Linked DNA regions of Homo sapiens: region 2 is linked to region 1. Evidence: read pairs that join two places in POLR2A ChIA-PET (ENCODE). Cell type or tissue: PC-9. All regions are shown on one strand. Each heading gives the region's core, and the rest is flanking DNA. Links, peaks and the distances in the headings are about the cores only.

Region 1 (16,344 bases), core at 42-4,041:
GGTGTGAACTTTCCTAACTGTGAGCTCCATGAGGGCAGATGTGGTTCTCTGTGCTCATGCCCAGCTCAAGCCCAAAGCAGATATTCACTTACTCAACAAACATGTATAAGCACCTACTATGTTCCAGGCAGTAAGCTAGAGGGACATGATAGCAAACAAAATACACACAAATCCCTGCCCTGAAATTGCTCACATTGTAGTGGGGTGGTAGCGAAGGATGAATGAATGAAGGGTTTATTCCGGTGGAAGAGTGGACTCAAAGGTTGTGACCACCTTGTACCCTGGGATCAATGAAACTTAGATAAAATATTTTACCCAAATGTCCAGAGCTCTGCAAAGTCAGAGCAAGAGGGACTGTTGGAGAGCTCACAGCCCAGCCCCCGCCCCCAAGTCTCTCTGGGGTATGTGTTTTGAGGGTAAGGACCTCAGGCAAGGCCCTGGCCGCCCTGGCTGCAGATTCTGAATGCTCCTAGGCTCCTGCTCCATATGCTCCCTTGGGCCATGTCCACAGCGGGCTCACTGTAGACACTGGGGCACCAAGAAACTAAAGGCTGAGACAGGACCCACGGTGAGTGAAGGGGGCTCCTGTGAGATAAGCAGAGCCTCCAAGGGAAACCATGGCCCAGGGAATTTATTTATTATTTTACTTTATTTTATTTTATTTTATTTTATTGAGACAGAGTCTCTGTCGCCCAGGCTGGAGTGCAGTGGCGTGATCTTGGCTCACTGCGACCTCCGCCTCCCAGGTTCAAGTGATTCTCCTGCCTCAGCCTCCTGAGAAGCTGGGATTACAGGCATGTGCCTCCACCACGCCCAGCTAATTTTTCTATTTTTAATAGAGACGGGGTTTCACCATGTTGGCCAGGATGGTCTCGATCTCCTGACCTCAGGTGATCTGCCCGCCTCAGCCTCCCAAAGTGCTGGGATTACAGGTGTGAGCCACTGAGCCCGGCCTATTTTATTTTATTGAGACAGAGTCTCTCTCTGTCACCCAGGCTGGAGTGCAGTGACATGAGCTCAGCTTACTGCAACCTCCATCTCCCGGGTTCAAGCAACTTTCCTGCCTCAGCCTCTCGAGTAGCTGAGACTACAGACGTGCCCTGCCACACCTGGCTAATTTTTGTATTTCTAGTAGAGACGGGGTTTCGCCATGTTGGCCAGGCTGATCTTGAACTCCTAACCTCATGTTATCTGCCGGCCTCAGACTCCCAAGGGGCTGGGATTACAGGCATGAGCCGGCCTGGGTTATTTGGAGAAGGAAGGAAAGGCTGCTGTGAGTGTAGTGAGGGGGGACCAGGTACGTTAGGAGAGAGCAAGTACACAGAGGCCAAGTTCTAAACCGAAGGCTGGATCTGCAATGTGAGAGCTGGAAACAACTCATTCCAATCCAATCCCGACTTCGGGGGAGGAAAGTGAGACCCAGAGAGGGGCATGCAGAGCCCTCTGTCACACTGCTCAGAGTATAGAGCTGGGACTAGGAGCTCCCGACTGCAGCCCTCACTGCCTGGGCACTGAGGACGGGATCCCAGCTCCCCTTCTCATCCCCGATCCCCAATCCCCTGTACTCACTGTCTGGGTCAGCAGCCCATTGCCCCCACAGAGGTGCATGGCTTAGGCGGGGGAGCAGAGTGGTCCCTCAGCAGCTGTGACTTCCCAGTGCCCTCTGGAGGCCTAAGGAAGTGGCAGCTCTTTAAATCCCCAGTGGCCACTCCGCCCCCAGAGGGCCAAGTTTCAGTTTCTCCTAAAGCCACCAGCTGCTCAGAATCCCTGGCTCAGGCTTGCTCACGTGGCTAGAATTTCCTAACATGAACTGGCCTTCCGGTTGGGCCCCTTCTCTGGAAAGAGGATGGTGGAGGGTGGAGAGGAGGGAAGACCAAAGGCCAGGTATGAGGAGGGTGTTCTAGGGGAGGGAGGACAGGCGGCCAGGGACTGAGATGAGAGAAGAAGCCAGTGGGGACCGATGCTCATGTGGGGTAGAGAGAGCCCTTGAGCTCTGGAATTGGGGGAACTCTGGATCACAGCACACATTGGAGCTGTCCAACTTTCAGAAAGTGACTCTCCTTCTCTGAGCCCTAGTTTTCTCATCTGGAGGATGGTACAACTACCCACTCCCAGGCTCATTGCAGGAACTAAGCCAGATAATACAACCACCCCCAAACCTTCTGAGACCACTATGGAAGCATGTCTGCAAAATTAAGCAATGGCTGTTGGATAGAACAGATGGATACATTACTGTTTTCATACAACAGACCATGAAGCAGTGGAAAGATTGATGTCCAGTGGTTAGGAGCCCAGCTTCCAAGCTATGTGACTTGGGTTCGTAATTTCATCTGTGTTTCTGTTTCCAAATCTGTAAAGTGGGGATAAAAACAATTTTGTTAGGCCAGATGCAGTGGTTCATGCCTGTAATCCAAGTACTCTGGGAGGCCAAGGCAGGAGGATTACTTGAGCTCAGGAGTTTGAGACCAGCCTGGGCAACATAGCAAGACCTTATCTATATTAAAAATAAAAAAAATAACTGGGCATGGTGGCACACACCTGTATTCCCAGTTACTCAGGAGGCTGAGATGAGAGGATCACTTGAGCCCAGGAGTTCAAGGCTGCAGTGAGCTATAATCTTGCCACTGCACTCCAGCCTGGGCAATAGAGCAAGACCTTGTTTCAAAAAAATTAATTAATTAAAAATTAAAAAATAAAGACCTAGCAAACCCTGAAGCCCCGGGCATACCTGCATGCTTGTTGTATCTCTAAGAGGGACACTTGGATGGGGCATCTGTTTGGGGGCCAGAGGGGCCAGTAATTCCTGTCCAAGAACAGCATGCATGCAGTATGTAGAGTCCTATGGTCTGGTGACTAGAGCATCTTGGAGTTGTACCTGAGACCTGAGGGCTCATGGCTGATGATGTGGTATCACAAGAATGGCAAATACAGATATGATCTTCTGATAGGTGATGGTGGCTGGAATGTTGTTTTAAAGAGTTCATGGACACCTCTGAGCTTAGTAAAAAAGAGTACTGCAGTTGATTAGCAATGTCTGCCACACCATGATCGATTAGTGATGCCTGTTATGGGCAGAGGTGTGGAGAGTGCAGTCCCCTGCTATCCCTAGAACCAGGCATAAAACAAGTCTGGGTTTCAGAGACAAAAGACTTGACTCTCCATCCTGGCACTCCACTCACCCAGTTTATCACCTGGAGCCTCAGTGTCTTCAAAGATATGCTGGTGATCACAAAGAAATGATACCTATTTGACAGTTGTTTTGAAGATGGGAAAGAATGAGATGAGAAGAAAGCTCTTGGGATATTGTAAAGTACTATGTGGCAAGGATTCCCCCTCCTGAAATTTGTGGTGTCATATTCTGGATTCTAAGATTATTAATGCAGGCTCCTAATTTAAAATGCCTGGGTGGGTGAGATTGGGCATAAGAGCTGGGCCTTGCCCTCCTAGCTTCTGAGGGGCCTGGGAGCAGAGGCGGAAGTGGGATGCCCCACGCAGTGAGGCCATCCCTGTTTCTCTGAATTATTGTTTCCTGGAAACCAGGAAGGCTGGGGCGTCTTGCCTGAGGCAGGCACCTGAAGGGCTCATTAAGCCAGCCCATGAGCTCCCCTGGGAGGATCTGCAGGCACCTTGTGCATGATGTGACTACGAAGAAACACCCGTGTGTGCTTGTGTGTGTGTGTGTGTGTGTGGAGGGGCTAGGCCTGAGTGTCCCACTCCAGATCCCAGCCCCTGCCCCAGACCCCCAGTCTTTCTTCTCCAGACCCTGGCTTCTGGCAGAGGTGAGACAGCAGGTGTAGCTCTTCCCAGAACACCACAGCCCTGGGAGAAGACCAAAGAAGGCAGCGTTTATGGCTCCCTGAGGAGGCAGCTGGGAGAGGGAGTGGCAGGGAGGGAGGGAGGTAGGGTGGGTAATGTTTAACTAGGAATGGCTGTGGGAGACTTCTCCCAGGCTGGTGGGACCATCCAATCTGACCTCGCCTTAGACGGTGTCTCAGTCAGCTCAGGCTGCTATAATGCAATACCAGAAACTGAGTGGCTTAATGACAGCCTTTTATTTCTCGCAGTTCTGAGGGCTGAGAAATCCAAGAGCAAGGTGCTGGTAGGTTTGGCTCCTGGCAAGGCCTCTTCCTGGCTGGAAGATGGTGGCACTCTTGCCGTATTCTCACACGGTCTCTCTGCCTTCTTATAAAGACACTCATCCCATTGTAGGGTCCCACCCTCACAACCTTATCTAAGCCTAATTACCTCCTGAAGGCCCCACCTCCAAATACCATCTTACCAAGGGTTGGCACTTCAGTGTGTGAGTTTGGGGGGGGAACACAAACTTTCAGTTCATAAAAGAGGGTGAGGAAACTAATGCCCAGAGGGGCAAGGTCACTCCACGGGAGGGGCAGAGCTGCAGGGAGAACACAACCTCTCTCTTCTAGGCCTCAGTCCTGCTCCACACTCTGCTTGGAAAGGCCTGGTCCATTAGTCCAGAGCCAGCAGCCCCAGTGGGTGGAGGGTTGGAGGCCTCCCAAATACCACAGCTACCAATGAGCTCCTACATGGCAGGACTGGTTCTTTGAAGGATCCCCAGTGCTTCAAACACTGCCTTCACGTAATAGATGCTCAATTAATGAATTAATTAATTAAAGTCCAGCAGGCAGCTTGCCACCCAGGAACCCCAAAACTTTCCTGAGGAAAGAAACTTTTCACTCATTCCCATAGGACCTGCCCTGGGTTCCTGGTGGGCTCCCCCCAACCAACTTCATCATTTCACCAATGAATAAACTGAATTATAGGGAAGAGAAAGTCACACCACTGTTTTGGGAGAAGCCAGAATGCCCTGAAGCCCTGTCCCTTTTTTTTTTTTTTTTTGAGACGGAGTCCCACTCTGTCACCCAGGCTAGAGTACAGTGGCACAATCTTGGCTCACTGCAACCTCTGTCTCCAGGGTTCCAGTGATTCACCTGCCTCAGCCTCCCAAGTAGCTGGAATTACAGGTGTACGCCACCACACCCACCTAATTTTTTGTATTTTTAGTAGAGATGGGGTTTCACCATGTTGGCCAGGCTGATCTCGAACTCCTGACCTCAAGTGATCTGCCAGCCTCAGCCTCCCAAAGTGCTGGGATTACAGGCGTGAGCCATTGCACGCGGCCTGTTTTTTGTTTTTTGTTTTGAGACAGAGTCTTGCTCTGTCTCCCAGGCTGGAGTGCGGTGGTGCGATCTCGGCTCACTGCAACCTCCGCCTCCCAGGTTCAAGTGATTCTCCTGCCTCAGCCTCCCAAGTAGCTGGGATTACAGGTGTGTGCCACCATGCCCAGCTAATTTTTGCATTTTTAGTAGAGACGGGGTTTCACCATGTTGGCCTGGCTGGTCTCAACCTTAGGTGATCCGCCAGCCTTGGCCTCCCAAAGTGCTGGGATTATAGGCGTGAGCCACCGTGCCTGGCCAATGGGGATAATAATAGAAGGATTTAAGTAATTTATGTAAAGGGCTTAGAACAGTGCACAGCCCACAGTTAAGTCACATAAACATCTGTTAAACTTAACAAAGGCACTCAATACATATCTGATTAATTTTTATTCACGTAACAACAGGCTTGTGTTTCCCTCCCTCCCTCCCTCCTTTCTCTCTCTCTCTCTCTTTCTTTCTTTCTTTCTTTCTTTCTTTCTTTCTTTCGATGGAGTCTTGCTCTGTACCCAGGCTAAAGTGCAGTGGTGGGATCTCAGCTCACTGCAATCTCTGCCTCCTGGGTTCAAGCGATTCTCCTGGCTCAGCCTCCTAAGTAGCTGGGACTATAGGCAGGCACCACCACACCCAGCAAAATTTTTGTATTTTTAGCAGAGACGGGGTTTCTCCACATTGGCCAGGCTAGTCTCCAACTCCTGGCCTCAAGTGATCCACCTGCCTCGGCCTCCCAAAGTGCTGGGATTACAGGCGTAAGCCACCGCACCCAGCCTTTTTTTTTTTTTTTTGAGACAGGATTTTGCTCTTGTCACCCAGGCTGGAGTACAGTGGCGCGATCTTGCCTCACTGCAAACTCCGCCTCCTGGGTTCAAGCAATTATCCTGCCTCAGCCTCCTGAGTAGCTGGGATTACAGATATGCAACACCACGCCCAGCTAATTTTTGTATTTTTAGTAGAGACAGGGTTTCACCATGTTGGCCAGGCTGTTCTTGAACTCCTGACCTCATGATCCTCCCGCCTCAGCCTCCCAAAATGCTGGGATTACATGCATCAGCCACTGCACCCGGCCGTAAGTGAAGTATTCTCCATGCAGCTGCTCATGAAACCTTCACCAGGAGGCAGCAGATATCTGTGTTAGAGGAGTCTCTCTCCCTTATTAGATGATCTAAGTTAAGTTACTACCAAGTCTAGAGTGCACCAGCTTCAGACACGAGGCCCAAACGATGTCATCAGGAGTCAAACTCTTACTCTATTTGCTGTCCTCCAGGCTGGCTACATTCTCAGGCAGAGCCCGGTCATGGGAGTAGGATGGCCACCAGAAACACCAGCTTCACAGCAACCCAGGGCAGGCACATCCCCAGCCCCTCCCACTTTCCCAGTAGCTCCAACAAAAGTCCCAGGCCTGGCCTTCCTTGGTCTGGCTTGGGTCATGTGCCTATTCCTGACATCAATCACTGTGACCAGGTGAGATTGGCAAGGGCAGGGCCTCAAGCCCATCCTGGAGCCCAGGGTTGGGGTGAGCCCCATCTAAACCATAAGGACTAGGGGTGAAGAAGGGGCAGTTCCCCAGGGCATCGGGGTACTGTTGGCAAAAGAAGGGTGAGTAGATGCCAGCTGATCCCACAACCTCAGCTCAGCTTCCGACATGAGGAAGCTGCCACTCAGCAGCACGTCCCGGGCTCTGGTCACCTCCCCAGGTAGATGGACTCCAATTCCCCCGTATCTCTGATACTAAGCCCGGCACTCTTCCTGTCCATTATTTCACACTGCTCAAGATGCGGAGGAAGGTCCCAGCAGTCAAGGACCCGTGGACAGGAAAGCAAGGGCTTGCCAAAGGATGATTCCAGATGTACTGAATGCTGGGCAGGGACAGGGGAAGCCACATCATGGAGACTCCCCAGGGCGTGGGGAGAGAAGAACAGACTTTTGCTTTCAGCACATTGTGCATACCACATTTCAGCGCTCATTAAAGATGGAGTCTGGGCAGGGCACGGTGGCTCACACCTGTAATCCCAGGACTTCGGGAGGCTGAGGTTGGCAAATTAAGAGTTCGAGACCAGCCTGGCCTACCTGGTGAAACCCTGTCTCTACTAAAAATACAAAAATTAGCCAGGCATGGTGGCACACACCTGTATTCCCAGCTACTCAGGAGGTTGAGGCAGGAGATTCGCTGAACCTGGGAGGCGGAAGTTGCAGTGAGCCGAGATTGCGCCATTGCACTCCAGCCTGGACAACAGAGAGATACTCTGTGTCAAAAAATAAAAATGAAAAAAGTTGGAGTCTGCAACTAGCTGGGCCTCCCAGGAACTAAGTGACTTCCCCTGGGCTCTATGGGGCTCTTCACTGCCCGGTCCTCGGTGCACCTTCCCACGCTCACTCCCCTCCCCAACCCCCAGTCCTGCTGGCCCTTTGCCACCTCCAATGCCTTGAGCTTCTGAGTCTCTGCCATTCCTTTAATGTACTTACACATCTTTCTGGGAAGCGGTCTGGAACTTCTGGAAATGGGAAGGCAGTATAAATTATAAACAGCTGAGCTCTGAAGAGTCTGAGAGCATCCCAGGGCTTTGTTTGTTTGCAAATGGCAGTTGCAACCATAGCTCCTAGATTTTCCCAGGCGGTTCAAGCCCCGGAAAGACCAGGGTTCAAATCCTCGCTCTGTCCTGCTACTGTGTGAGCTTGGACAAGGCCCTTGGTTTCTCTGGGTTCTCATTGTCCTTGTCTGTAAAATGGTGATAATTCCCTCACTTTGCCAGGGCTGCCATGATGACTGAAACAAAGTATGGAAAGTGGTCACCAGTGACCTCAGAAAGGATAAGTCCCTCGCTCTTGTCCTAGTTACCCCTAAAGACGGGAGGGCCTCATGTGGAGGCTGGTGCCGGGAACTGGCCAGCCGAGCTCACGGAGCAAGGGACTGGAGGGCTGGCTGGTGTGCAGTGGGGTGGGAAATGAAGCCCAACCCAGACTAGCTAGCGACTCAAAATGCAACAGACAAGGCAGTGCTGCCCTTGGCAGAACCAGCACCAAGGATAGCACCAAGGATAGCACCAAGGGTGCAGGAGAGCTTTTGCCATGCAAGTCAGCAGTCAGTCACAGCCAGAGGACTCCAGAGATTCTCCAGTTTGTTTTGCAACTGGGGAAACTGAGGCCTGGCAAGAAGAGGGGAACTGGCCAAGTACAAGGAGGCGGCAGAAACAGGCAGACCCAGGTTCTGCTGCAGCCTCCATGTTCTTTTCTCATCTTATTCCTCGCTGATCCAGAAAACATCTCGGGGCCTGGAGTGGAAATAACAGGGGCACAGGACACCCTTAGACGGCAGGGAGCATTTGTACCTGTTGCTGGTCTGCAGGAGCAGGACTGATTCCCAGAGGCCCCAGACCAGGGTCCCAGGAGCTGGAAAGGGGGCCCCATCTAGAAGAAAGTCTGGGGATGGGGTCCTCTGGAGAACTGAGTTCACCTGCAGCTCACGTTCACCAAGCTTCGAGGTCTCAGACAGCCTTGTGCCCTCTCTGGACCTGTTTCCTCATGTGTAAAATGAAGGAACTTAAGCAGGTGCCCCGTGGCTCACACCTATAATCCCAGCATTTTGGGAAGCCAAGGCAGGAGGATTACTTGAGCCCAGGAGTTCGAGACCAACCTGGGCAACACAGCAAGACCCCATCTCTACCAAACAAACAAACAAACAAACAAACCCAAAAACGAAAACAAAAATTAGCTGGGCATGGTGGCATGAGCCTGTAGTACCAGCTACTCAGGAGGCTGAGGTGGGAGGATCACTTGAGCCTGGGAGGCAGAGGTTGCAGTGAACTGAGATCACATCACTGCACTCCAGCCTGGGCAACAGAGTGAGACCCTGTCTCAAAATAAATAAAATAAAATGAAGGAACTTGACAATGACTTCTCAGGGTCCTTCTTGCTGTGCTGGAGGCCGGGGCCTGCCTGTGCCTCTTGGGAGGCCTTTTTCTAAACAAGGGACTAGCAATGAACCGAGGCTGGTGCTGCAGACAGAGACCTGGGTGCCTCCCCCAGCACTGCCATCTGCCTTCCACTACAGGGCTCAGTCTTCCCTTCCCACCACCCGTCAGGAAGCAGTACCTATGAGATGCCCTTTTTTTTTTGAGACAGAGTCTCGCTCTGTTGCCCTGGCTGGAGTGCAGTGGCGCAATCTCAGCTCACTGTAACCCCTGTCTCCCGAGTTCAAGCAATTCTTCTGCCTCAGCCTCCCGAGTAGCTAGGATTACAGGTGCCCAGCACCATGCCCTGCACCACACCCAGCTAGTTTTTGTATTTTTAGTAGAGATGGGGTTTCGCCATGTTGGTCAGGGTGGTCTCAAACTCCTGACCTCAGGTAATCCACCTGCCTCAGCTTCCCAAAGTGCTGGGATTACAGGCATGAGCCACCGTGCCCAGCCAAGATGCCTTTTTTGATTTGGGCCTGGTGTGGGAGTTGGAATCTGTGGGGATCTCAGAGAGCGGGAGCCGGGTCTGCCTCAGTTTGGGGGGCTGAGAAACCTGATGGTAAGAACAAGGCTGGTGAAGCCCTGCTGCTTCCTGTCCGTGTGAGCAGCTAGAAAGCAATTCACAAACCTCTATCCTTATTTCTATCACGCAGCAACTATTTCCTGAGCATCTCTTATGTGGCAGGCCCTGCTCTAGGTGCTGGGAGACATCTGTTTTTTAAAAAAAGATCCAAATCCTGCCCTTGTGAAATTTCCATCCTAGGGAGGAGCAGGGAGACGATAATTACATTAAGTGAATTATCTAGTCTGGTGGGAGTCCACAGGTACCAAGGGGAAAAGAGAGCTAGGTAAGGGCCATGGGGAGTGTGGGGTAGGGGATTTCACATGTAAATAGCGGGGTCAGACTGAGCCTCGTTGAGATATTTGAACAAAAAAAAATTGTTTCTGACATTGGACTTTTGAGCAAAGAATTAAAGACGAGAGAGCCGTGACAGTGAGGTACCGGCTGGGGTCGGGGGGCAGAGTGGTGTAGTGGACTCCTGGGACTGGCAGGGTCCAGGGAGCAAGAGATTGGGGTGGAGGCCACGGGCCATTCATGCAGGGGCTCATAGGCCAGTGAGAACCTTGGGCTTTTACTCTGAAAGATACAGAGAGCACCAGAGAGCTCTGAGCAGAGGAGAACATGATCTGATGCATAGGTTAAAAGGGTCCCTGGTCGGGCTTGGTGGCTCACACCTGTAATCCCAGCACTTTGGGAGGCCGAGGCAGAAGGATCACTTGAGGTCAGGAGTTCGAGACCAGCCTGGCCAACATGATGAAAACCCACCTCTGTAAAAAATACAAAAATTAGCCGGACGTAGTGGTGCATGCTTGGAAGGCTGAGGTGGGAGGATCACTTGAACCCAGGAGGTAGTGGCTGCAGTGAGCCGAGATTGCACCACTGAGCAAGACTCTGTCTCAAAATAAATAAATAGGCTGGGCATGGTAGCTCACACCTGTAATCCCAGCACTTTGGGAGGCAGATGTGAGCAGATCACCAGAGGTCAGGAGTTCGAGACCAGCCTGGCCAACATGGCGAAACCCTGTCTCTACTAAAAACACAAAAATTAGCTGGGTATGGTGGTGGATGCCTGTAATCCCAGCTACTCGGGAGGCTGAGGCAGAAGAATCGCTTGAACCCAGAAGGCAGAGGTTGCAGTGAGTCGAGATCACGCCACTGCACTCCAGCCTAGGTGACAGAGTGAGATTCCATCTCAAAATAATAATAATAATGATAACAAATAAAAATAAAAAATAAAAAGGTTGGCCAGGCGCAGTGGCTCATGCCTGTAATCCCAGCACTTTGGGAGGCCGAGGTAGGTGGATCACCTGAGGTCAGGAATTCGAGACCAGCCTGGCCAACATGATGAAACCCCATCTCTACTAAAAATACAAAAATTAGCCAGACATGGTGGCTCATGCCTGTAGTCCCAGCTACTCTGGAAGCTGCGGCACAAGAATCATTTGAACCCAAGAGGCGGAGGTTGCAGTGAGCCAAGATCACGTCACTGCACTCCAGCCTGGGTGACAGAGTAAGACTCTGTCTCAATAAATAAATAATTAATTAATTAAATAAAAAAGGGTCCCTGTGCCTTGGAGCAGGGGAGCAGGGAAGCCGGTCAGGAGGCTGCTGCAGCGATCCAGGTGAGTGGGTGGGGGGGTCTGTCATGCGGAGAGAAGAGTGGTACCTGCCTCTTAGGTTCCGGAGTGAGGGCACAGCAGGACACGGGCAACCAGGGGCAGCAGCTGCGCTCCTGCGTTCATTCACCAGGCCTGGCCCCATGGAGGCAAGAAGCATCTAGCACAGCTTTGCTCCTGAGGGGCCACAGGCAACAGGTGAGGTGTACGAGCACATGGCTGTTGGAAGATCTCAGATTTTCAAGTCCTTTCTACCTCCTAAGGTTCTGGAAAAGCTTGCAGATGTCATGTGCCTTTGCGTGGTGAATAACACCTCCTTTTGTCATCTGGAGTTGGAGAGGATGCCTCTGCTGCCTCCCACACAGGCAGCTGGGCTAAGACCTGTAATGCAGATGCTTGAACACTCTGACTTGTCTTATGAGGCATGCAGCAGTGGCATGCAGGATGTACACACCCACTGAATCATCACTGACCAGCACTGAGGACCTGGCTGCCTTTGGATATGTAAAACCTACATAGGCTGAGCACAGCAGCTCACGCCTGTAATCCCAGCACTTTGGGAGGCCGAGCTGGGTGGATCACTTGAACCCAGGAGTTCAAGACCAGCCTGGCCAACATGGTGAAACCCTATCTCTTCTAAAAATACAAAAATTAGCCAGGCATGGTGGTGCATGCCTGTAATCCCAGCTACTCGGGAGGCTGAGGCAGGAGAATCGCTTGAACCCGGTAGGTGGAGGTTGCGGTGAGCCAAGATTGCGCCACTGCACTCCAGCCTGGGTGACAGAGTGAGACTGTCTAGAAAAAAAAAAAAAACCTGCCGGAAGATTAGCAGTGGGAGGGCAGAACTATGGTCTGTATGCAGTTGCCATCTCTGTGCTTCCAGTTCTTTGCTTATTAATTAGTAGGACAAAACCTACACTTGGGTAAGCTGCCAGCACGTGCTTGCTGGTGCCTCTGTCACAGGCATGTGGTCCAAAAAATAAGACTGGCATCCTAGATTGTCTTATCAGAGAGGGAAAACAGGTTTTCTGTCTTCTCATTAAAACTGTAACTTTATTATAAACAATCTAATATAAACAATGTAGGTTAAAAGAATTAAATAGGCCAGACATGGTGGCTCACGCCTGTAATCCCAATGCTTTGGGAGGCCAAGGTGGGGAGATCACTTAAACCTAGGATTTTGAGGTTAGCCTGGGCAACAAGGTGACCCAAACCCTGCACTCCAGCATGGGCCTGGGGTCCTGGCCTTGCCAATCTCACCTGGTCACAGTGATTGATGTCAGGAATAGGCACATGACCCAAGCCAGACCAAGGAAGGACAGGCCTGGGAGTTTTGTTGGAGTTACTGGGAAAGTGACAGGGTCTGGGGATGTGCCCCCCTGGGGTGATACTAAGCTGGTGTTTCTGGTGGCCGTCCTACTCCCATGAGCGGGTTCTGCCTGAGAATGTAGCCAGCCCGGAGGACAGCAGATAGAGGAAGAGTCTGACTCCCAATGACATCGTTTGGGCCTCATGTCTGAAGCTGGTGCACTCTAGACTTGGTAGTAATTTAACTTAGATCATCTATAAGGGAAAGAGACTCCTCTAACACAGATATCTGCCGCCTCCCGGTGAAGGTTTCATGAGCAGCTGCATGAAGAATACTTCACTTGCTGCAACACTGCAGAAAAATAAGGCAAGTCCACAGAGGGCAACAAATGACAGTGAAGGGTTAAACAGGAAAACTAAGAATCCAGAGAACCCAATTTCCCATCTCTTCGTGAGACTCCTTTATAAGTGTAAGAAATCTGGAGCAATTTACACCAGATATAAGTGCTGCTTCTCACACATGAACACAATCATAACTTGCTCCTTCTTTTTCTTAATTTTCTTTTGAGACAGTCTCATTCTGTCTCATACAGGCTGGAGTGCAGTGGCGCAATCTCGGCTCACTGCAACCTCCGCTGCCGCCCACCACCCCCAGGGTTCAAGTGATTCTCGTGCCTCAGCCTCCCAAGTAGCTGGGACTACAGGTGTGCGTGACCACACCCGGCCAATTTTTTGTATTTTTAGTAGAGATGAGGTTTTGCCATGTTGGCCAGGCTGGTCTCAAACTCTTGGCCTCAAGTGATCCACCCAGCTCGGCCTCCCAAAGCACTGGGATTACAGGCGTGAGCCACCGTGCCCAGCCTCATCATTATTTAAGAAAAAAAAAATTAAAAATAAAAAAAAATAGCTGGGCATGGTGGCATGTGCCTGTGGTCCCAGCTACTTGGGATGGTGAGGTGGGAGGATCATGTGAGCCTGGGAGGACGAGGCTGCAGTGAGCTGTGATCATGCCACTGCACTTCAGCCTAGATGACAGAACGAGACCCTGTCTCAAAAAAAAAAAAAAAAACACACACACACACACACACACAGAAACTGTGTGTCTAGAGCAAACTTAAAAATAAATATTTAGATAAATAAATAAATAAATAAATAAATAAATAAATAAAATACTTGGGTATACTCCTTGCTAATGCTTAATGGCCAGCAGTTCTAATTTAAGCAGAGTCTTCTCCCCTGGCCTTTTTTCCTTCTGGTTCCAGAATATAGAATTCTGTTACTTTTCTTATTATTATAAAGGTAATCCATGAAATATAATGGCTGATTAAAATGATTTACTTTTTAAAATTAAAACTATAATGCCAAATTTTCAGGCCCGGCACAGTGGGTCATGCCTGTAATCCCAGTACTTTGGGAGGTCAAGATGGGAGGATTGCTTGGGGCCCAGAGTTTGAGATCAGTCTGGGCAACACGGCAAAACCCAGTCTCTACAAAAAATACAAAAATTAGCTGCGTGTGGTGGCACAGAACTTTAGTCCCAGCTACTCAGATGGCTGAGATGGGAGGATCACCTGAGCCCAGGGAAATCAAGGCTGCAGTGAGCCGTGATTGTGCCACTTCACTTCAGCCTGGGTGATAGAGTGAGAACCTGTCTCAAAAATAATAATAATAATAATAATAATAATAATAATAATGTGAGACCCTGTCTTAAAAATAATAATAATGCCAAATTTTTCTTTCTAGACGTTGGGTAAACATGCCTTGTTAAAAGGCTGTAGATCTCTATCCTCAAGTTACAAGCCACTTACTCGGCCCTAAGAAGTTTCCCCTTCAAAAGCAGGTTTCACAGATGTCACGATTTGGGTATTTTAATTTCACGATTCTTTCTTGTGAAAAAAAAATATATATATATATTCATATTCACAATTATATATAACTACAGCTCTATACATCTTCTTTCCTAGTTTTCTTCCAAAGGTATTTCCCAAAGATTTTATTTAAGAGTGCTCTTCTGCTCCTCTGCTTGAAAGTAAAAAAAAAAGAAAGAAAAAAAGCCAGGTGCATTGGCTCTTGCCTGTAATCTCAGCACTTTGGGAGGCCGAGGTGGATGACTTGAGGTCAGGAGTTTGAGACCAGCCTGACAAACATGGTGAAACCCCGTCTCTACTAAAAATACACAATTAGCCAGGTGTGGTGGTGCACACCTGTAATCCCAGTTACTTGGGAGGCTGAGGCAGGAGAATCGCTTGAACCTGGGAGATGGAGGTTGCAGTGAGCCGAGATTTTGCCATTGCACTCCAACCTGGGCAACAAGAGCAAAACTTCGTCTCAAAAAAAAAAAAAAGAAAAAAAAAGAGCTCTCCTCCTTTCCATGAGGCAAATGAAAACACAGCTCGTAATGAGGCCCCTTACTTGTCTTTAAATGCCTCTCCACCCAATTTCTAGCTACAGTCAGTTCTTCAAAAGTTAAACACAGGCCAAGTGGGGTGGCTCATGCCTGTAATCCCAGCACTTTGGAAGTCTGAGGTGAGAGGATCACCTAAGCACAGGAGTTCAAGACCAGCCCGGGTAACACAGCGAGACCCTCGTCTCTACAAAAAATTTAAAAAATTAGCCGGGCTTGATGGCATGCACCTGTAGTCCCAGCTACTCAGGAGACTGACGTGGGAGGACTGCTTGAGGCTGCAGTGAGCCATGATTGTGCCACTGCACTCCAGCCTGGGTGACAGAGTGAGACCCTGTCTCTAAAATATGTTTAAAAAGTTAAACATAGTTGGCCGGGCGCGGTGGCTCACGCCTGTAATCCCAGCACTTTGGGAGTCCAAGGCTGGCGGATCACGAGGTCAGGAGATCGAGACCATCCTGGCTAACGCGGTGAAACCCCGTCTCTACTAAAAATACAAAAACTTAGCCAGGCATAGTGGCGGGCATCTTTAGTCCCAGCTACTCGGGAGGCTGAGGCAGGAGAATGGTGTGAACCCGGGAGGCGGAGCTTGCAGTGAGCTGAGATTGCGCCACTGCACCCCAGCCTGGGCGACAGAGCAAGACTCTGTCTCAAAAAAAAAAAAAAAAAAGCTAAACATAGTTACTTCCTGAACTCCCCCTTTTTCACAGAGCTTGGATGTTGTTTATTTTTATTTTTTTAATTTATATTCACTGAAATTCTACCATGTGGCCCCTGGGAACAACAGCATGGACAGGCAAGACTTTAAGCCAGACATTTGAACAAGTTCTTTCAATGCTACTGGTAGGAAATAAAACAATCCGAGGCTGGGTGCGGTGGCTCACACCTGTAATCCCAGCCCTTTGGGAGGCTGAGGAAGGCAAATCTCTTGAGGCCAGGAGTTTGTGACCAGCTGGCCAACATGGTGAAACCCTGTCTTTACTGAAAATATAAAAATTAGCCGCGCATGGTGGCTCATGCCTGTAATCCCAGCTACTCAGGAGGCTGAGGCAGGAGAATAGCTTGAACCTGGGAGGCAGAGGTTGCAGTGAGCCAGGATTGTGCCACTGCACTCCATCCTGGGTGACAGAGCCAGACTCTGTCTCAAAGAAAAAAAGAAAATATAGACACACCCAAGGTAATAATTTTATGTTCTCCCAAACTTCATTGCCCTGATTTTCAAACTTTTGTGACTGTGATTCACAGTGAGAAGTACACATATCTGTATAAATATCTAAAACAAATGTTTCACCAAACGCTACTTAGCTTTACTACGTGGGTAAAG
Region 2 (11,660 bases), core at 5,896-9,895, 170 kb after region 1:
TTCCCAGGCGGCTCATTTACATGGCTGTTGGCTGTTGGAGTAACAGAAGGTATGAAGAGAGAGAGGAAGGCAGAGAAGTATTTGGAGAAATATGAAATAAAAATGAGAAAGCATACGAAAAGATGCTCAATGTCATATGACATTAGGGAATTGCAAATCAAAGCAACAGTGAGGTGCCACTGCACATCTATCAAAACAGTTAAAATGCAAAATACTGGCAACACCAAGTGCTGATGAGGATGTGGAGCAACAGCAACCTTCATTCATTGCTGGTGAAAATGCAAAATTGTACACTCACTTTGCAAGACGATTTGGCAGCTTCATATGACATGAAATAGATTATCACCATATGATCCAGCAATTGCTAGATCGTAGATATTTACCCAATTGAGTTGAAAATTCATAGATATTTATCTAATTGAGTTGAAAACTTATGTCTACCTCCAAACCCCTGCACAAATATGTATAATAGCTTTTTCATACTCTCCCCAAACAGGAAGCAACCAAAATGTCCTTCAATAGAAGAGTGGATAATAAAACTGTGGTATATCCATACAATAGGATATTATTCAGTGGTGAAAATCATAAGTTATTTTGATGATTAATTTTATGTGTTTATTTGGCTGGGCCACAGTGCCCACATTTGTGGTCAAACATTATTCTGGATGCTGTGGTGATGGCGGTTTTGGATAAGAGTGACATTTAAATTGGTCAACTTGGAGTAAAGCAGATTGCCTTCCATAATGTTGGAGGACTCTGTTCAATCAGTTGAGGTTCTGAATAGAAGAAAAGACTGACCTCAGCCGGGCGCGGTGGCTCACGCCTGTAATCCCAGCACTTTGGGAGGCCAAGGCGGGCAGATCATGCGATCAAGAGATTGAGACCATCCTGGCCAACATAGTGAAACCCCGTCTCTACTAAAAAAAAAATACAAAAATTAGCGGGGCATGGTGGCGCATACCTGTAATCCCAGCTACTCCGGAGGCTGAGGCAGGAGAACGGCTTGAACCTGGGAGTCGGAGCTTGCAGTGAGCTGAGATTGCGCCACTGCACTCCAGCCTGGCGAGAGAGCGAGACTCCGTCTCAAAAAAAAAAAAGAAAAGAAAAGAAAAGAAAAAAAGACCTCCTCCAAGCAAGAGAGAATTCTGCCAGCAGAGGCCTTTGAACTTGAACTGTAACATCAGCAGGGTCTTCAGTCTGACAGCCTTCACGTGTCCCTATTTTATTTATTTATTTATTCTTTATTTGAGATGGAGCCTCACTCTGTCACCCAGGCTGGAGTGCAGTGGCATGATCTCCATTCACTGCAGCCTCTGCCTCCTGGGTTCAAGAGATTCTCCTGCCTCAGCCTCCCAAGAAGCAGGGATTACAGGCGTGTGCCAACACACCCAGCTGATTTTTGTATTTTTTGTAGAGATGGGGTTTCACCGTGTTGTCCAGGCTCAAATGCCTGACCTCAAGTGCCTGCCTCAGCCTCCTAAAGTGCTGGAATTACAGGCGTGAGCCACCACGCCTGGCCTCCAATTTTAAACTTACTACAAAGCTACAATAATTAAGACTATGTGCTACTGGCATGATAGACAAATAGATGAATAGAATAGAATTGAGAGTCCAGAAATAAACCTATACATTTCTGGTTAACTGATTTTCTATAAGGGTGCCAAGACCTTTTAATGGGGAAAGAATAGTAGGACAACTGGATATCCACAGGCAAAAGAATGAAGTTAGCCACCTAGCTCACGCTATGCAAAAAACACAACCAAACCAATCTCACAATAGATCATAGACCTAAAATGTAAGAACTAAAACTATAAAACTCTTAGAATAATGTATTTATTTGTTTACTTATTTCCTCTTGTCACTTTTCTGTGAACATATTTGTAATGGCTGCTGTGAAGGCACTATGTGCTAAGTCCAATATCTGGGCCCGTTCAAAAGCGATGTCTATGGCTGCATTCTCTTTTCCTGTGGATGGACCAGACTTTCCTTTTTGTTTGCATGTCATAATTTTTGTTGAAAAAATGTACTTTTAGGCCGAGCGCGGTGGCACACGCCTGTAATCCCAGCACTTTGGGAGGCCAAGGCAGGCAGATCACCTGAGGTCAGGAGTTCGAGACCAGCCTGGTCAACATGGTGAAACCCCATTTCTAGTAAAAATACAAAAAAATTAGCCAGGTGTGGTGGCACATGCCCATAATCCAAGCTACTCAGGAGGCTGAGGCAGGAGAATCGCTTGAACCTGGGAGGCGGAGGTTGCAGTGAGCTGAGATCGTGCCACCGCACTCTAGCCTGGGCAACAGAATGAGACACCCCTCTCAAAAATAAATAAATAAATAAATAAATAAACAAATAATATGTACTTTTATCCAGTTTCATCCATGTTGTTGAGAATGACAGAATTTTGTTCCTTTTATGGGTGAACAATATTCCATTGTGTATATATACCACATTTTCTTTACCTATTTATCCACTGATGGACACTTAGGTTGATCTCATATTTTGGCTATTGTGAATAGTACTGCAATAAATATGGGAGTGCATTTAGAAATATACTTAAATGAATCTAATGTTTTTATTACAATGTACTTTTTTTGTTTGTTTGTTTTTTGAGACAGCGAGTCTCTCTGTCGCCAGGCTACAGTGCTGTGGCATGATCTTGGCTCACTGCAACCTCTGCCTCCCGGGGTCAAGGGATTCTCCTGCCTCAGCCTCCCAAGTAGCTGGGATTACAGGCGTGCACCACCACGCCCAGCTAATTGTTGTATTTTTAGTAGAGACAGGGTTTCACTATATTGGCCAGGCTGGTCTCAAACTCCTGACCTTAGGTGATCTGCCCCCGCCTTGGCCTCTCAAAGTGCTGGGATTACAGGCGAGAGCCACCACTCTGGGCCAAAATGTACATTTTAGATAATACACTGTAGAAACTCTGGATGCCAGCCCTCTCTTAGGAGTCAATGTTGTTACTGTTTGGTTGGCCATTTCTTTTTTGGTTTAGTGACTTGACTGAATTAACTTTGTGAAGTGTATTTTCCTTGCAGTGTGTAGCCTGGAATGTCTGTTTTCTGATTTTTTTTCTTTTAAAAAAATCTAACAACTGGGCCTGGTGGCTCATGCTTGTAATCCCAGCATTTCTGGGGTTGAAGCAGGAGGATAGCTTGAGCCTAAGAGTTCAAGGTAGCAGAGAGCTATAATCATGCCATTGCACTCCAGCCTGGGTGATATAGCAATACCTTGTCTCAAAAAAAAAAAAAAATCTTTTAGCTTGGCTCTCTAGGGGTCACCCCCGGTCAGCACAACTCACTTATGGTCAAAATGACCATAAACCACTTATTGGTCAAAGTTTGTGCTTAAGTTCCAGATTTTTATCTTTACTAGTAGATACGTGTGTGGCCTGCAGACTGGCTACTGCACTTCAGTGAGTTTATGTTTTTGCTCATGTTCAGTCAGAGAATATGCTTCCCCATTTGCTGTATGTGCCTTTAGGATAATTTACAGATTTGAAATGATTGGGTTCTTAAAATAAATTTTTCTGGCCGGGTGCGGGGTGGCTCACATCTGTAATCCCAGCACTTTGGAAGGCCGAGGCAGGCGGATCACGAGGTCGGGAGTTCGAGACTAGCCTGGCCAGTATGGTGAAACCCTGTCTCTACTAAAAAAATAGAAAAATTAGCTGGATGTGGTGGCGCGTGCCTGTAATCCCAGCCACTCGGGAGGCTGAGGCAGGAGAATCACTTGAACCCACGAGTCGGATGTTGCAGTGAGCCGAGATCACGCCACTGCACTCCAGCCTGGAGACAGAGTGAGACTGCGTCTCAAAAGTAAATAAATAAATAAATTTTTCTAGTTAAATGGTTGTTTTGTTGGGGAATGGGTCTGCTGAGCTCCTTACACCACCATTTTGGAAATTGGTGGTGTATTTAAATTTTTTAAAATATCTTATTCCTATGGTTCCCTCCCCTTTGTCATATATTTGTTATATTTGTCTTTCTCCCTTTTTTCCCCCTGAAACAAGGTAACTAGTGGTTTGTCTTTTTTTTTTTTCCAAGACAGATTCTTGCTCTGTTGTCCAGGCTGGAGTGCAGTGTCCCGAACATGGCTCACTGCAACCTCTGCCTCTCAGGCTCAAGTGATCCACCATGCCCAGCTAGGTTTTTTGGTGTGTGTGTGTGTGTGTGTGTGTGTGTGTGTGTGTGTGTGTGTGTGTGTTTTGTTTTGTTTTATAGAGACAGGATCTCTCTATGTTGCCTAGGCTGGTCTTGAACTTCTGGGCTCAAGCAATTCTCCCATCTTGGCATCTCAAAGTGCTGGGATTGCAGGTGTGAGCCACTGTGCCAGGCTGTGTTTGTCTTTGTTAATAATAATAATTTTCACCGGGCATGGTGGCTCACACCTGTAAGCCAGCACTTTGGGAGGCTGAGGCAGGTGGATCACAAGGTCAACAGATCGAGACCATCCTGGCCAACATGGTGAAACCCCATCTCTACTAAAAATATAAAATATTAGCTGGGTGTGGTGGGGCCCACCTGTAGTCCCAGCTACTCGGGAGGCTGAGGCAGGAGGATCACTTGAATCCCGGAGGCTGATGTTGCAGTGAGCCGAGATTGCACCACTGCACTCCAGCCTGGCGACAGAGAGAGACTCCGTCTCAAAAATAATAATAATAATGATGTCTCATTTTATTACACTGTGCTCAGAGAATATTGTTTGTATATTTCTACTTTTTTTAAGGTACTGATGATTTCTTTGTGACCTAAGATATGATCATTTTTTGTAAATATTTTGTTTCTTTGGAAACGTGGTTTTTTTTTTTTCCAGGGGAATTTTTCTTGGTTGGTGTGTGTTATTTTGTTTTCAGATTTTTTAAAATATCAGCTCCATACGGATCTATTCATCTTCTTTCTATTCGTTTTTGTGGTATTGGATGGTTTACAAGATTCCTAGCTCAATAGCACACTGTTAGGTCAATATAGCAAAGTTCAGATGGTTTAGAAGCTTTTTATTTGTTTGTTTCGGTGTGGGGGTGGGTAGGGTTTTGTGTTCTCCCATTGCTTGGTTCTCTTCGGACCCTCAATTTCTCCCTTCTGCATTTTCCCACTTCACTTACTCAATTGCCCACGGATGCTTCTGGCCCATTTTAGCCCTTTTTTTTTTTTTTTTACCCCTCCCGCGGAATCAGTGGACTTTAACGACCTCCCCTTCCTATCGCACATACTTGTAAGCCCCTTCCCTGAGGTCTGAGCTCTGACTTCCCAGGACGTCTTCTTGGTATTTTCAGATTTTAGAATGTCGCAGTCTTTCTGATAGTTGCTCTCGACCAACCCCAGCCCGGATCGATACTCCTTTCTCCCCTCCTTCCCCAGCTTTTCTTGGCACAAAGCCTCGTGCCTGGGAGAGGCCGCAGCGCACGACGGCGTGCGGGGATATGGTCGCTTTCTTTTTATTTACATTTATCTTGAAGTTTGGACCTTCTCTGCTTTCAAGTTATGCCGACGCTGTGGTTTTGGCAGCGTTTTATTTTTCCTTTCTTGTTGTCTGGGGCTGTGTGGACAGCAAAAGTTGGCGGATGGGGACCCAGGCAGCCCCTTGGGCCTCAGGACCCGGAAGTCCCCCTGGCTGGCTTGTGACTTTTTAAGATGGAGTTCAGTTCATCAGCGTGACAGCTTTTCTTATTTTCTAACACGCGCGTTTGAGGTCATAAATTCCTCTCTAAGAATTACTAGTTGTGTCCTCCAACTTTGACAGACAATATTTTCTTTCTTTCTTTTTCTTTTTCTTTTTCTTTTTTTTTTTTTTTTTTTTTTTTTTTTTTTTTTTTGAGACGGAGTCTTGCTCTGTTACCCAGGCTGGAGCAGTGGCGCGACCTCCGCTCACTGCAACCTCCGCCTCCCGGGTTCACGCCATTCTCTTGCCTCACCCACCTGAGTAGTTGGGACTACAGGCGCCCGCCACCACGCCCGGCTTTTTGTATTTTCAGTAGAAACGGGGTTTCACTATGTTGGCCAGACTGGTCGCTAACTCCTGACCTTGTGATCCGCCTGCTTCGGCCTCCCAAAGTGCTGGGATTATCGGCGTGAGCCACCTCGCCCGGGTACATTTGATTAATTTTTAGGAAGATGTTCTGTGCGTGCTTTCCTGCCTTTGTTGGGTGCAGTGCCAGCTTATTCGTCCACTAGGTCAAATTTCTTCATCATATTCTTCATATCTTTTACTGCTTTGCTAACTTTTTTGCCTTGCATGTGCCATCATATCTACAATTATGATTGTGATTTGTTTTTCCGTGTGGTTCTGTTGATTTTACACACACACACACACAGACACACACACATGCGGTTTCTTGCTTATTGACTTTATTTTTAGGAGTAAACAAATTACTATATATTTTTTTCTTTACCTGGATTCTGGTTAGGTAATTATACACTTTTTTTTCTTCCTTCCTTCCCTCCCTCCCTTCTTTCTTTCTTCTCCTTCCTTTTTCCTTTTATTTTTCTCTTCCTGCCTCTTTCCTTTCCTTTATTTTCCCTCCCCTCCTTCCCCTCCTCTTCTTACCGACAGGATCTCCCTATGTTGCCCAGACCAGCACTACAGGTGCACACCACCACATCCGGCTGTATATTTTTAAAATCACTACATAAATTCTCTTTCTCCCTAGTTATGCTTTTTGTCCAAAGTTGTGTTTTTTTGTTTGTTTTTTGTTTTTTTTTTTTTTTGAGACAAGTTCTCACTCTGTCACCCAGGCTGGAGTGCAGTGGTACAATCTTGGCTCACCAAAACCTCTGCCTTCTAGGCTCAAGCGATTCTCCTGCCACAGCCTCCCAAGTAGCTGGGATTACAGGCATTCGCCACTACCACCCACCTAATTTTTGTATTTTTAGTAGAAATGGAATTTCACCATGTTGGCCAGGCTGGTCTTGAACTCCTGACCTCAAATGATCTACCTGCCTCGGCCTCCCAACGTGCTGGGATTACAGGCATAAGCCACCGCGCCCGGCCTAAAGTTGTTTTAATATATTAGTGTAGTTATCCCAGCTTTCTTTTAGTAATTGCATATTATTTTTTCTATCTTTATATTTTGAAATTTTTAATATTCTTATTTATTTATTTATTCATGTTTTAGAGACAGGGTCTTGCTGTGTCACCCAGGCTGGGTAGAATGGCATGATAATAGCTCACTGCAGCCTTGAACTCCTGGGCTCAAGTGATCCTCCCACCTCAGCCTCTTGAGTAGATAGGACTGCAGTCACGTGCCACCATGCCAGGCTAGTTTATTTTTGGTAGAGATGGGGCCTTGATGTATTGCCCAGGTTAGTCTCTAACTCCTGAACTCAAATGATCCTCCTGTCTCGGCCTCCAAAAAGTGCTGAGATTATAGGCGTGAGCCAATGGACCTGGCCATATATATATTTTTTGAGCTGGTAGTATGTTATTATGTTTTATGTGTATTCTTTTATATCCTTTTACGTGTATCCTTTATAGCATGCAATATTAATATATGATTTTACAAATTATATATACATTTACATGAATATAAATTTTATAAATAGTATATTAGTTAGCATAGAATAAATTTTGCTGTGATAATTGTAGCAGGCAGAATAATGGACTCCCAAAGATGGCTACATTTCACTTCCCAGACCTGAGAATATGTTATCTCACATGGCAAAAAAGACTTTGCAGATGGTTAAGGATCTTTTTTTGAGACCAAGTCTTGCTCTGTTGCCCAGACTGGAGTGCAATGGCATGATCTCAGCTCACTGCAACCTCCACCCCCAGGGCTCAAGCAATTCTCCTGCCTCAGCCTCCCGAGTAGTTAGGATTACAGGCATGCACCACCATGCCCCGCTAATTTTTGTATTTTTAGTAGAGGAGGGGTTTTGCCATGTTTACCAGGCTGGTCTTGAACTCCTGACCTCAGGTGATCTGCTCTCCTCTGCCTCCCACAATGCTGGGATTACAGGGGTAAGCCACCTCTCCCAGCCAAGTTAAGGATCTTGAGATGGGGAGATTATCTGGGCAGATTGAAGAGCCCAGTGAATCATGGGATTCTGAAAAGTGAAAGAGAAAGGCTGGGCATGGTGGCTCATGCCTGTAATCCCAGCATTCTGGGAGGCCAAGGCGGGTGGATCATGAGGTCAGGAGAACAAAACAAAACAAAAAAATTGCCAGGCATGGCGGCACATGCCTGTAGTCCCAGCTACTCGGGAGGCTGAGGCAGGAGAATTGCTTGAGCCCTGGAGGTGGAAGTTGCAGGGAGCCGGGATTGGGCCACTGCACTCCGGCCTGGGCAACACAGCGAGACTCCGTCTCAAAAAAAAAAAAAAAAAAAGTAAAAACAAATATTCTCCCCAGTGTGGGAGATCGGTGTCAGATCTCCAGGGGTGGCACTGAAGGAAATCAGCCTGAAGGCCCTCCCAAAGTTAAAGTGACTAGCCCACTCCCAGGCTTCTTTTTGGTACACCTTCCTGATCTCTAACCTTAATTACTGGGGGAGGAGGAGAACAGTTGAAAACACAGCTGGTCTAGGAGATTCATTCGGTTTCATGGAACACCTTCTCTGTGCAGGCAGCGTCCAGGAACAGCTGTAGACCACACAGCCAGGCTACCCAGCGTGTGGGCCCAGCAGCCAGGCTGGAACTCTATCTCTACTTACCAGCTGAGTGGCTGGCAGGAAGTTACTCAGCCTGTCGGTCAGCAACCCAAACTCTGTGTGTTAGTTGTTTGTTCGCTGACAAAATGAGGCTTCTCATCATTCTCATCAACTTCACGGGCTTGCTGTGAGGAACACGTGAGCTGATTCCATCACAGACTCCTCAGTAGGCAGCAGTAGGTGTTTAGTGAACGGGCTATGGATGCTGCCCCACTCACTACTTCCTTTCTAGGGGAGGCCGACTTCAAATGCGTGCACACACACAAACAGGATGGCCTGATGCAGACCAGCTGGTCTAGAAAGGCCTTCACGGCCTCAGGGAGCCTGGGAGGCGGCCTGGGGGAGACCATGAAACAGCAGATACACCAGAGACCAGAGATCAGAGAGAAAACAAAGGACCCAGAGATCCACAGACATCCAGACACCAGAGGCAACAAGAAACTGAGAGACTCAGAGGCCCACTGAGACCCAGGCAGCTTGTTCTGTGTTACGAGGGGAAAAATAAAATAAGAAACAAAAGAGAGACTCGGGGGGCCTCAGTGAAACCTAGAGACTCAAGGAGGCCAGGAGATTCAGAGACACCCATAGAGAGCCAGAGACCCTGCCCTAGCAAGGCACAATCAATGAAAAAAAACTCGCCCACCAGGCCCTCGCAGTCCGGGTCTCATATCCCGGCTCAGCACCTTGGCGCTGCATTTGTCAAGAGGGGAACAGGGATCCTAGCTCCCTGCCTGTCCTATGGGGCCTTAGGCCCTGGGGTCCAGCTGGCCTGCCTTCACCCCTCTTGTAGTTGATGAAGCTTTGGAGAGGCTTTCAAACCCTGGGGAGCCACAGCTGGGTGCCGACTGGACTCACTGGCAGAGAGGCAGGCGGTGAAGGCCAAGCCTCGCCCCCCAGGAAGGCCCTGATTGGTGGACGGGCTGCTTTGGGCAGGGCCGCCCTCAGGCTATATAAGCGCACTCGCGGCGGCGTTGGTGTTATGCTCTGGGCCATTCCTGAGCTCGGGTAAGGCTCGCTGCAGGAGGAGGCTGGGTTGCTTGCGGGCGCCTAGATGGAGGGGCCCAGATTGGCCCTGGGGTGGTCGACCGCACGTTCTCCTCGGCCCCGTGGTTGGCTTCTCTCTCTCAGGGATGAGGGTGGGTTTAGGACGGGAGCTTGAAATGTTTGAAGTGGCCCCATCAACTTGCTCTAAATCCAGGTATTTTTCTAATTTCATTCCTCCCTGAGGGCCTCAGTTTCCCCTCGGTGTAAGGGATCAGTGGCCCTTTCAACTCTGCTTTGGTGAGGGGTCGGGGGTGGTTGTGAGTTGGGGCCTAGAGGAGCAGTTAAACTCTTGGGTTTTTTTTTTCTTTTTTTTTGGCCAGGCGCAGTGGCTCACGCCTGCAATCCCAGCACTTTGGGAGGTCAGGAGTGTGAGACCAGCCTGGCCAACACGGTGAAACCCTGTCTCTACCAAAAAAATACAAAAAAAATTAGCCGGGCGTGGTGGCATGGCGCATGCCTGTAATCCCAGCTACTCGGGAGGCTCAGGCTGGAGAATCAGTTGAACCCGGGAGGCGGAGGTTGCAGTGAGCCGAGATCGCGCCACTGCACTCCAGTCTGGGCGACAGAGAGAGACTGTGTCTCAAAACAAACAAACAAAAACCAAAAAACCTCTTGGGGTTTTGGAGACCAAGGGCTTCACTTTTAACCGGCTGTTAGGCCTCAGCTTCAGTTTCCTCGTTTGACGACCGGTCTGAGTTAAACTTACCTCCTTACCAGGATGGAATAAGATAAGGCCCTTAAGCACAGCCCCAGGCACTTAGGAAGCCCTCAGCGGTGCTTGTTGCTGCTGTTACTCTGGCCTGTCCTGGGGTGCCAGGAGGAGGGTGAGGGTGCCACACCCTCACCTATAGCAACTCTTTGCTTCTTTTCTGGCCTCCCCACTCTTGTTGCATCCCGGCTGCCTTCTGTTCTGAGCCCCCAAGTCTCTGCACCCACCCCTCCACCGTCCTGGCCCCTGTCACCACCCTCTTGATTTGTGAGCATCACGGGGGTACATGCTAAGTCCTGAGCCTCCTTTCTCTACAGGTCACCCTGCCCCATCTCCATCTCCTATGAGATGAGTGACTCCCAAGACCCCACCACTTCCCCTGTAGTTACCACCCAGGTAGAGCTGGGGGGCTGCAGCCGGCAAGGTGGGGGCAATGGGTTCCTCCGTTTTCGCCAGCACCAGGAGGTCCAGGCCTTCCTCAGCCTTCTGGGTGAGTTTGGAGGGCTGGCACGGGAGGGGCCGTGAGGTCAAGTGTGAAAGCAGATGTGAAGTGTGGGGTCTCACCTGCCTGTACAGACATCTGAGACCTCTGACCCTCTCCCTCTCAGGTATCCCAGCTTAGGCAGGTGGGAGGGGTGTCCTCTCAGAAACTGGATTCAGGGCCAGGCACCGTGAGTCATACCTATAATCCCAACATTTTGGGAGGCTGAAATGGGAGTATCACTTCAGGCCAGGAGTTCAAGACCAGCCTGGTCAACATAGTGAGACTCCATTTCTATTTATATTAAGAAAGAGAGAGAGAAAGAGAAAAAGGGAGAAAAAGAGAAAGAGAGAGAGGGTTCAGTGGTGGCTTGGGCTTTGGAGCTTCTGATGCCACTCTTCTCCATGGAGGTGGTGGTAACCTGCGTCCTGTCATGTCTTCTCTACCCTCAGAGGACAGTTTTGTCCAGGAATTCCTCTCCAAAGACCCCTGCTTCCAGATTTCAGATAAGGTGAGGGAGTACAGGCTGGGGGTCTCTTGAGGGTCAGGTTGAGTTGGTGGGAATTGAGTGCCCTGGTCTGGTAGGGAGAGCCACTCACCTTCCATCCTTACCCCCTCATCTTTGCACACCACTTCCCACCATTTTACTGACTTTCTTTCCCTGCAGCAAAACCTCCCTGGGTGCAAATGAACCTGGGTGCAAGCCCCTCCTCCTCAGAGAATAACTAACCCCCCACCCCGATCTGTCTCTGCAGTATCTCCTGGCCATGGTGCTGGTCTAC

The links. Peaks named below come from ENCODE experiments on the same cell type or tissue, not always from the same donor. Only the 100,000 strongest peaks of a DNase experiment are listed, where the experiment ranks them.
Region 2: POLR2A ChIA-PET joins it to region 1 with 15 read pairs; 3 of 35 experiments call an interaction of 5 or more read pairs at or near these places.

Annotation. Positions count from the first base shown.
Region 1 is chr11:64,995,307-65,011,650 of GRCh38, forward strand. It overlaps BATF2 (basic leucine zipper ATF-like transcription factor 2), which reads right to left and starts at 1,665. Exons shown (of 3, transcript NM_138456.4): 1 at 1,570-1,665. The coding sequence starts at 1,608. RefSeq lists enhancers at 1,064-1,564, 11,134-12,333 and a cis regulatory region at 2,809-3,947. In PC-9, for the core only: a CTCF peak has its summit at 1,611; DNase peaks (open chromatin) are centred at 1,705 and 2,945.
Region 2 is chr11:65,160,613-65,172,272 of GRCh38, forward strand. SPDYC (speedy/RINGO cell cycle regulator family member C) reads left to right here and starts at 9,621. Exons shown (of 7, transcript NM_001008778.3): 1 at 9,621-9,649; 2 at 10,715-10,887; 3 at 11,331-11,389; 4 at 11,634-11,660. The coding sequence starts at 10,746. In PC-9, for the core only: no CTCF peak of the experiment used is centred there; no DNase peak of the experiment used is centred there.